Regions from separate parts of the Homo sapiens genome. Here regions 1 and 3 are each linked to region 2. Evidence: chromatin contacts called from ENCODE Hi-C or POLR2A ChIA-PET data. All regions are on one chromosome and are shown on one strand. The core of a region is the stretch at or near the end of the contact, and the rest is flanking DNA. Distances in the headings are between cores, read along the strand shown.

Region 1 (2,700 bases), core at 176-2,675, 130 kb before region 2:
CAGGCACTTTGCCCTGAGATTTATGTAGAACATTCCCCTTGTTTTCCCACAATGCACTCCTCATAAAGGGGCTTCCTTCCCAGAGCATGTGTAAACTGAGGTCAGAGTGTTGATTAACCATTGAGGTATCCACTTTCAATCCTGTGTTGTGTATGGCAGCGTAGGGGACAAAAAGGAAGATTGCTCATTTATTTATTTGTTTATTTTATTTATTTATTTTTTTGAGACAAGATCTCGCTCTGTCACCCAGGCTGGAGTGCAGTGGCACGATCATGGCTTACTGCAGCCTCAACCTCCTGGGCTCAAGTGATCCTGCTGCCTCAGCTTCCTGAGTGGCTGGGACCACAGGCGTGTGCTACCATGCCTGGCTAATTTTTTTAAGTGTTTTGTAGAGATGGGGGTCTCACTATATTGCCCAAGCTGGTCTCAAACTCCTGGGCTCCACCTCCCAAAGTGTCGGGATTACTGTCATGAGCCACTGTCCCTGGCCTAGTTTTTTCTTTATAGTTTAGATTTTCCCTCTGATAATTCTTCGCTTGCTATTTTTCAAATGTAATGGCAGCCTGGGGACTGGTGGGCGAGCGGTGGGGGTGCAGGATGACTCACCCAGGAGTCAAACCGAAGATCTCAGAATGTCTCTCTTATTTGTACTCTGATAAAGGCAAGTTCAGTTCATATTTATGAGAGAGTACCATAATAAAAGCAAACAAACAAAACAACAACAACAACAAAAAAAAACAAACAAAAAAACTCCCCAAAGCCAAAAAAACATTAAATCAACCTTTAAGTTCCGGTGTGGTGCAGCAGTCCTAATTTACCCTTTGTGATTTCTTTTATGTCTTGCTTCCAAATGGCAATGAACATGTCTTTCCACCACTCTGGGGAGGAAATAAGAAGTTACTCACAAAGACAGGTGGGGCTCAATCTGCAGAGCCAGGACACCTTGGACCTTGGCTGTTACAACCCAAAATACCTTTTTCGTTGTGTTTTAGATCTATACTTGTTTAAAAGTTGTTTTTAACTCATCCTCTGGGGAGCTCGGGTGATGGGGAAATAACTATTTCAACAGTTTGACCCTCTCGCATGCCCATCTTGGGAACCAGACGGCTGGGCTTGGCCAAGAATAAATGGAACTTGAGTTTCAAAACCTTCCTACCCAGTAAAGTTTCAAATTTGTAGCCTTTGAAGACAGAGAAGATGTGAAATGTAGCAAACTGCGTTGGACATTAACCAACAATTGTTTGGAGAATTCTCTTGCTTTTTTGGACAAGAAACCCTTGACAGCCATGATTTTAAAAATCCTTCTTTATAATCTTCTGGGTAACTGGGACTGTACGACCTCTGAAACCCTCTTATCTGCCTAAACATTCTTTGATCCACCCACCTTAAGCAGAACAGGAAAAGGTTTTGTTTGGTTTTGTTTTTAGGCGTTGTCGCACCCTAATGGAAACTTTTTAGGTTGTGTATTAGACTGGCCAAATTAAAAACATCTAAATACAACACCTCAAAACGTGTTGTTTATAATTCAGTGTGGAAATGAATAGAAAGTAAATTCAGCTTTGGGTTAAAAAAAGTTTTAACAAAAGTTATCTCAGTTGAGGAAACTCCATTCTGTTAATTTGATGTTCTCGTCCTTTCCAATCTCCTCACTCCCTTTTTGCTGTCGTTTGAAATCATAATCCATTGAAATCAACTAAATCTATTAAAATCTATCAAATCAACTTCTGATAACTGTTAAAATTCTTTTGTCATGTTAGGACTTCAAAAATGGCATCAGTTCAGTTACTTTGCTATTATAACCCCTTTGCGGGTAGGGAGATTAAGAAGTAATATGTAGAACAAAAGAAGAAACCACACAAGAGATGAAGAAAATTAAATTAATTTCCAGCTATGTTGTAATCTTAAGAGAAAGCAAAATGTACCTCCTAAATGAGTATCTATATATTCCATATATATGTATTTACACACACACTCACACACACACTCAATTTCCTTGGAACAGAAAATTATCAAGAGAATTTGAACTTTTAGTCAATTATCATTTCCCCAACATATGGATACCTTGTGATATATTCTTAAATAGAGGTGCTATTAGAATTTTTGGAGCTAAGTTATACTGAAAATATGACCAAACTTTAAAAAATACATAAGAATGAAGGAAATGAAACTGAATACTTACTAGGACTTCTGAAGCCTACTCTGAATTAAAATGAGGTAGAAAAAATAAACTATAGTTGCCAGGTGAGGACTCACATTGTCTCACTTGGAAATGGGGACATGAGCCCTTGGTACAATCATCTTTTTATCACTGGAAGAATTAAAGGACTTCCCACATCAGTTACTCTTTGATTGTTCCAAAACCCAAGTCCAAGTTCCTGTAATGCCTGGCAGTAACTTCTTCTGACCCAAAGTAAAGGTTAGTAGAACATAGCATTTCCAGGCTGTGATGTTAGAGGCACAAATATGACATGCTAATGTTACTTTTTAAACGTTACTCTAAGAAAAGATTTAATCTCTGCACTATTACTTGTGTTACTATCTACTGATGTAAAGAAAGCCATGACTTCTAGATTGGTGGATGGATTTTGGTGACAATCTTGAATTAGAATCTTGGCTTTACTACATTTTCATTTTGTGAACCTAGGCAAGCTAACTTCTCTGAGACATAGTTTCTTGCCTGTAAAATAGGTATAATAATAA
Region 2 (3,004 bases), core at 82-2,581:
CGCCTGATGAATGACACTAGGAGCATATATTCCCTTCGAAGTGGCCTGCCTCTTCTACAACAGGAGTGTGTTATCTCCTTGACCTTAACAAAAAACCTTTTTTACATTTTAACTCGTCTTCATTATTTATTCTTATCCAGTGTCACCTGTCTATGCTTCAATGCAGTGTGACACATGTCAGCAGAAATACCGTACATCCTTCACAGAGGAGATACTATTTAAGCTGACTCTTTAAGGACGAGTGGGTCTTTCCTCCGGCATACAAGGCAGAAAATGTCACTCTAGGCAGAAGAATGAGCACATTCCAGGAAGGGAGGAATAACACGGTCGGGGAAGATGTATAATTCACTGTGACGGGAGCCTCAGGTGTTCTTGGGAAGAGCAGGCAAGGAAAGCGGGGAGGCAAACAAGAGCTGTGCATGGCAAGGAGGGACCTGTAGCCTGTCAGGTATAGATATGATGTCTCTCTGTTGTCTCTCTACATCCTAACAGTGGCAACTGGGCCCTTCTAAAAAGAGGAGACAGAGAAAAGGCTATTGGATCACAGAATGCTCCTGGTCTTGCAGTCATACCTGAGCTTTGATCATTGGAATTGCTGTGGTCATTATGACTTGTCGTACTCTGCTCTGGCTGTCTATTCTCCAGTTTGAGCTTTGGCTCTCAGTCTTATTCTGTGGGTAGGGCCACTGACAGTCACAAAGTTTTGCAATAGAGATGATATCTCGGCCATGCTCAAATGGCTTCCCATCCTCCTAGAATAAAATGCAAAGTCCATACCAGAGTCCCACATGATCAGGCACTTGCCTGCTTCTCTGATATCATCTTTTATTATTTTCCCCATGGCTTCTCATGAGGACTGGTCTTGCTGTTCCTCCTGAATGCCAAGCATGTTCCCACCTGTTAGCCTTTGCATGTGCTATTTCCATTACCTGAGACATTCTTCTCCCAGGTGTCTACATGGCTTGCTCACATCATTAGGTCTGGGTTCTAATGTCATCTCCTTAGAGGGATTATCTCAGACCACCTTATCTAACAATAACTCTCTGTCCCTTTAGCTTACTTTATTTTTCTGCATGCCACTCATCACTGCCCAATATTAAACTATGCATTTCCTTATTTGTCTTTGTCCTTCTCTCTTGTTAGAATGTAAGCTTCATGAAGGGAGCAATTTTGTCTGTCCTGTGCATTGCACATAAATCAGTGCCTGACACATAGCAAATAATAAATATTTGCTGAGTGAATGAGTGAATGAATGGTCTAGCCCCTAATCCCTTGAAGAAAAGAGGAGGGTGCAGGGCAGAGTGATCTTGGCAGGAGGAAGTGAAACCCAAGAGAACACACATTTGCAGCACCATCCCTCAGCCACAGAGTCAGAAACGATCATTTTGCTGGCTCTGAGACCTTCCCAACAACTATTACAAGGGCTCCAGGGAGCAGGTCATTGCACAGACCTTCGCTTTCTACAAAGTAGCCTTGGGCGTGCTCCACATAGTTTAAAGCCTAAGCATCAGTTTTTGCACTGTGTTTGTCAAGGAACAAGACCTGAGTGGAAAGATTGCCAGCTCCCACTGAATGCAAGCTGAAATCATGGTGAGAAAAAAAAATGAGAGGAAAGGATTTAGATGTCTAGACCTTTTCCATTTGGAAATGGGGCTTTTCTCTTGCTCAGTCTTTTCATCATAGAGTCAGAACTTCCTGAGCTTTGCAGATTCCCCGCTCAGGCCTCGCTGCTCCTCATTGGTGCTGCAAAGCTCCTAGGAGTCTGCCTGTCGCTCATTTATAGGAAAAGACCTGAGGCCACCCTTGCAGTTCATTACACACTAGCTGTGCTCTCTGGACTTGGGTTTCCCTGCAAGCCCTTTGCACAGCTCCACTCAGCTTTCCATGATTAGAAGTCCTGTTTGCTGCTTACACCCTTTCACTGTTTACAATAAATAGACTGAGGCACTTAAGGCTTCTCATGCTCCATTAGCTATGCGGATTTGACACAAGGATGGGTGAGACTGGTTGCATAGCATGGAGTTGGGTAATAGGAGAAAATGCACCCCTTCTCCTCCCCTGAGATGAAATTTCAGTTGTTCCCACAGTATGTTTTCATTGTACAGTAGATGCAAGAGCTCCAGCTAGTGTGAGAACCGAGCTCAGATAAGAGAAACACAGTGATGGCACGGTTCCTGCAGGGCTCCCATGCTATTTTCTCAGCATTACGGAAACCCAACAATGTCTAAACAGCTGACCTTGTGGTGTGTTGGTAGGTTTGCACAATTCCCAGGGGTCATATTAGCATATGCATTTCAAGGGAGAGATCAAGTCAACTTTGGAAAAAGCAAGACGTCGGTACATTTAAAACTCACCTTCCATCTACATTCTCCCTGAACCACAAGAGAGCAGTTACTAAAGTATCCCTGGGCATAAGGCACGACTGGGTCACAGTGATGCAAGTAGCTCAATTTGCAGTAGCCCATAGAAGCCTTTTTTTTTTTTTAACTGTCATTGGTCTATTTGCTTTTGTATCTCCCAGAATTTGTTTGGAAATAGCCCCTGGATGCTTCACTGTCTTGCATCAGCCTCTTTATTACTCTGGAAAATATTAGTTAGAGTGGCTCAGTTGCTTGTCAGCAGGGAGTAATCATTCCTCATTAGCTGGGGTGGAGTTCCCTGGTGGTCTTTTAAATTTTTTTCCTATTCATGCAATATCCCCACATCTCCCATCTCATGTTGTAATCTCTCTGGTTACATTAAGCTTGTAGACTTTTCCTAAGTTATTGCTTATAAAGAGAGTATTCAGAAATTGTTTATAAAATAGTTTTTAGTGGAATGTCATGCAATTAGCTCTAATTGTCACCTTTCCAAAATTCCAGGAGACTCAAAGGACATTCTGCTAAAATTCTAGAGACCAGAGCCAGGGCAACTCTTCTCTGGAGTGCCAGCACTATTGTCGGCCCCATCACTAAGGCTATTGACCACCACTATTGTGGCTGTCAGCCACCACCAAGATCACTGA
Region 3 (2,782 bases), core at 52-2,551, 73 kb before region 2:
GGAGGCTTAGAGAAGCACGAGAGATAAGACTAAGCCCAGATACTGATAATAAAACAGGGAAATGATAGTGCCAGGGAAGCACAAAGTTCCCCTGTTACTTCAGATGGACTAACAAGAATATACCCAGCTGGAGAGGCTGAAGGTTGAGCTCACCAAGGAAGTGAAAATTTTGAACTTGTCTTTGCATGTATTCATATAGTTATTAACTTGACAACTGATTTAAGCACATACTAAAGACCCTCTTTTAGAGAGGTATCACAGAACACAGCATGTGCAGTTTTTGTCTTTAGGAACTTACTGTCTAGCAAGGGAGAGAGCCACCCCACTGATGACTGCACAAATCATTACTTAATGACAGGAGGGGTAAGTGTTATGAAGGAAAAGCACAAAGGATGTGAGAGTGTATAATAGGGAGACACTATGGAGTCTGCACCAGAGGGATTAGATTTGAATATACTGAGAGAGAGTGGGTAGCAGGGAGACCTTCTAGGTGGAAGGAAGGAGGAATAGAGCTGCACAGTAAAGCAGTCTAAGCTGGGCTGGAAGGGAAGACAGGAAAGGTAGACTAGTACCAGCCCTAGGAGGGCCTCTTCAGACGTCAAGACTCTAAAATTGATTTGTTAGGGAATGGAAAACCACAAAGGTTGAGGTAATCAAGAAGAACACTTGTGACCCAGTTGAGAACAAGGCCACGTGAGAATTACGTAGCTCTTGTTTTTGTACATAAAACCATGCTGGTCCCTGTGAGAGGCAAGACAAGACAAGATCAGCAGGAGAAGGGTTGGACGCATGGTACCTTTCCATGGAAATCCTGTCTGGGGTTCATGACCCAGAGTCTTGGTCTGTTTGCTTGTCTCACAGTGCACAAGAGGCAAGAGCTTAGAAAGCAGATCAGGGAAGAGTGGGGAGGAAGGTATTTGTGCATCCCTGTGGGGGAAAGGTGGGCACTTCCCAGCACAGCCCGGGACAGTGCGAGGAATGGCACAGAGGAACACTCTGCTTTTTGGTTCACAGTATGGCCAGGACAGAAATGAGACCTTTCTCTACATCCTGAGGTTTTATTTTCTTTGTCTTTCTCAGGTGGAGCAGTTAGGTCAGGCCAAGCCTGGCCCTGTTCTGATACAGCTCACCTAGCAGATTTGAAGTTAGACTATTTACAACAAGAAGAAGGCATGCCCTGCCATGGCAAAACCTCACCAGGTCTCCCTGTATGATTCTTGAATGTCTTCTTTAGCAAGGTTACACCTGGCACACAGACCCTATCAGCCACTGACTGCATTCCTTACAAACCCAAACCCATTGGTGGGCAGAGCGGGAAGGTGGCTGGCCACCATCCAGACAGTAAACAATAGAGGCAATTATTATGCAGCCATTAATCTTGTCAATTACACATTAACCCAGGCTGTGTGTAAACAGGAGCACAATCCTCATTCTTTTTCTCTGCCTTTCTCAATGGCTTCCCACCCCACCTCCTCAGAAAATAAAAAGGGACTGCATTCTACCACATTCTCAATATCATCCTTAATTCCACTTTTTCACTTATGGAAACAATCATACCAATCTGGAAATTCCTTTAACCTGTGTATCGATTTTATCTTTTTGTGTGTGTGTGTGATTTCTATTACATATGATACTCTGCTGAGTGCTTGGGAAGCTGATTTTGCTGTTTTCTACAAATCTATGGTTCCTTTTTCACTTTGAACTCCCCAGTTGAAAAGGCTATATTCATATATATTACCTCATGAGGTAATATAATGATTGATAGCACAAATTTATTACATGTTTTGAAGTCGCTTTCTAATATACCTGGATAAGGATCTATTTCCTATTCATCTTCATCTGGGTAGATGCCACCCAAAGACATCCTTGTCCACTTAAAAACCTGTAGCAGTTGGCTTTGTGGTCAAAGGAGATTTTTGTTTTTTAAAGTGAGGAGCAGTTCTGGAAGCAATTAGATCTGGCATTGTTCAGGGCAGATGGTGAAGTGGGCAGAGATTCTCTTCAAAGCCTCTAGCCTTTCATTTTCCTGTGCTCACTCTTCCTTTAGTACACTTGACCTCTCCTTTCCCTCCTCCTCCTCCAAAGCCATCTCTAAGAAATGGCCCACGTCAGTCATTTATCTCTTCCTGGGCATTAAAGAGTCTGGGGAATGCTCATTCCTGCTGTGTTTTCACTGAAAGCCTTATCTTTAATTGTGGAATGAAAGGAATTTCAGGTATTGGATCACAGCTCAAAGTTCAAGTTTTTAACGTTCTATTCACATAGCAGTCAGGAAAAAAAAATCCTTTTTGATTGGAAGGAGGGCAGTTTTCACAGGCCCTCTTCTCAGGCTCTGGTGGTGATCCGTCTCTGTTCTCTCCTCTTTGTGGAGCCATTCTGGAAGACAAGGCTTGAGGTTGGGGTGGGCAGGACAAGTAGCACAGAGATTTCTCAAACGTTGCTGGATAAGGTGTTTGAGACCGATTTCAGTAGAACCCTAATACACATTAGGTAAGATTTCTGAATCAGGAATGTGAGAAAGGTCTGTTGAAACTGGGCATCAATACCCTTTTTCCTTGGGATATGTCAGGGAATTCCCCAAGAGGCTTCAATGTTCAGGGCAGCCCTGCTACCCTATTTTTTGGGTGGTGGGGTGGGAACTTGGAAAGAGGTCTTGCTGGCTGAAATTAAATTAGCATGTTGTTTCGAGGGAGTTGGGAACATTTTCAAGTTGCTGTGCATAAACCTGCGAGCTCATTTTCTCAGATTTGGTTCATGCATATAGGGTGGTACTATGTATTCA

What was found. A loop is a pair of places that touch in the nucleus more often than their neighbours do. ChIA-PET counts read pairs that join two places held with the same protein, here RNA polymerase II (POLR2A). Pooled maps may share reads with other maps.
Region 1: a loop to region 2 is called in a pooled map, with 2.4 times the contacts of the local background. The contact joins two enhancer-like sites. A Hi-C loop is called at or near these places in 1 of 168 maps with a recorded cell type or tissue (B cell), 1 of 37 single-sample maps with no recorded cell type and 2 of 50 pooled maps. POLR2A ChIA-PET finds 5 or more read pairs at or near these places in 8 of 52 experiments (B cell, CD4-positive, alpha-beta T cell, GM12878 and 4 more).
Region 3: a map of HepG2 shows a loop between it and region 2 (1.9-fold over the local background). The contact joins two enhancer-like sites. A Hi-C loop is called at or near these places in 1 of 168 maps with a recorded cell type or tissue (HepG2) and 1 of 37 single-sample maps with no recorded cell type. POLR2A ChIA-PET finds 5 or more read pairs at or near these places in 3 of 52 experiments (CD4-positive, alpha-beta memory T cell, H1 and Panc1).

The regions. Positions count from the first base shown.
Region 1 is chr5:56,691,261-56,693,960 of GRCh38, reverse strand. No RefSeq gene overlaps it. Among named protein-coding and RNA genes, the nearest start is that of C5orf67, 86 kb to the right of the region's middle. Within about 2 kb of position 1,425, at least 3 of the 41 ENCODE cell types and tissues checked have a DNase peak (open chromatin) inside an H3K27ac peak, as active enhancers do.
Region 2 is chr5:56,564,243-56,567,246 of GRCh38, reverse strand. All of the region lies in intron 1 of C5orf67 (chromosome 5 putative open reading frame 67), which reads left to right. Among named protein-coding and RNA genes, the nearest start is that of C5orf67, 41 kb to the left of the region's middle. Within about 2 kb of position 1,331, at least 3 of the 41 ENCODE cell types and tissues checked have a DNase peak (open chromatin) inside an H3K27ac peak, as active enhancers do.
Region 3 is chr5:56,636,955-56,639,736 of GRCh38, reverse strand. No RefSeq gene overlaps it. Among named protein-coding and RNA genes, the nearest start is that of C5orf67, 32 kb to the right of the region's middle. RefSeq lists enhancers at 1,981-2,275, 1,883-2,452. Within about 2 kb of position 1,301, at least 7 of the 41 ENCODE cell types and tissues checked have a DNase peak (open chromatin) inside an H3K27ac peak, as active enhancers do.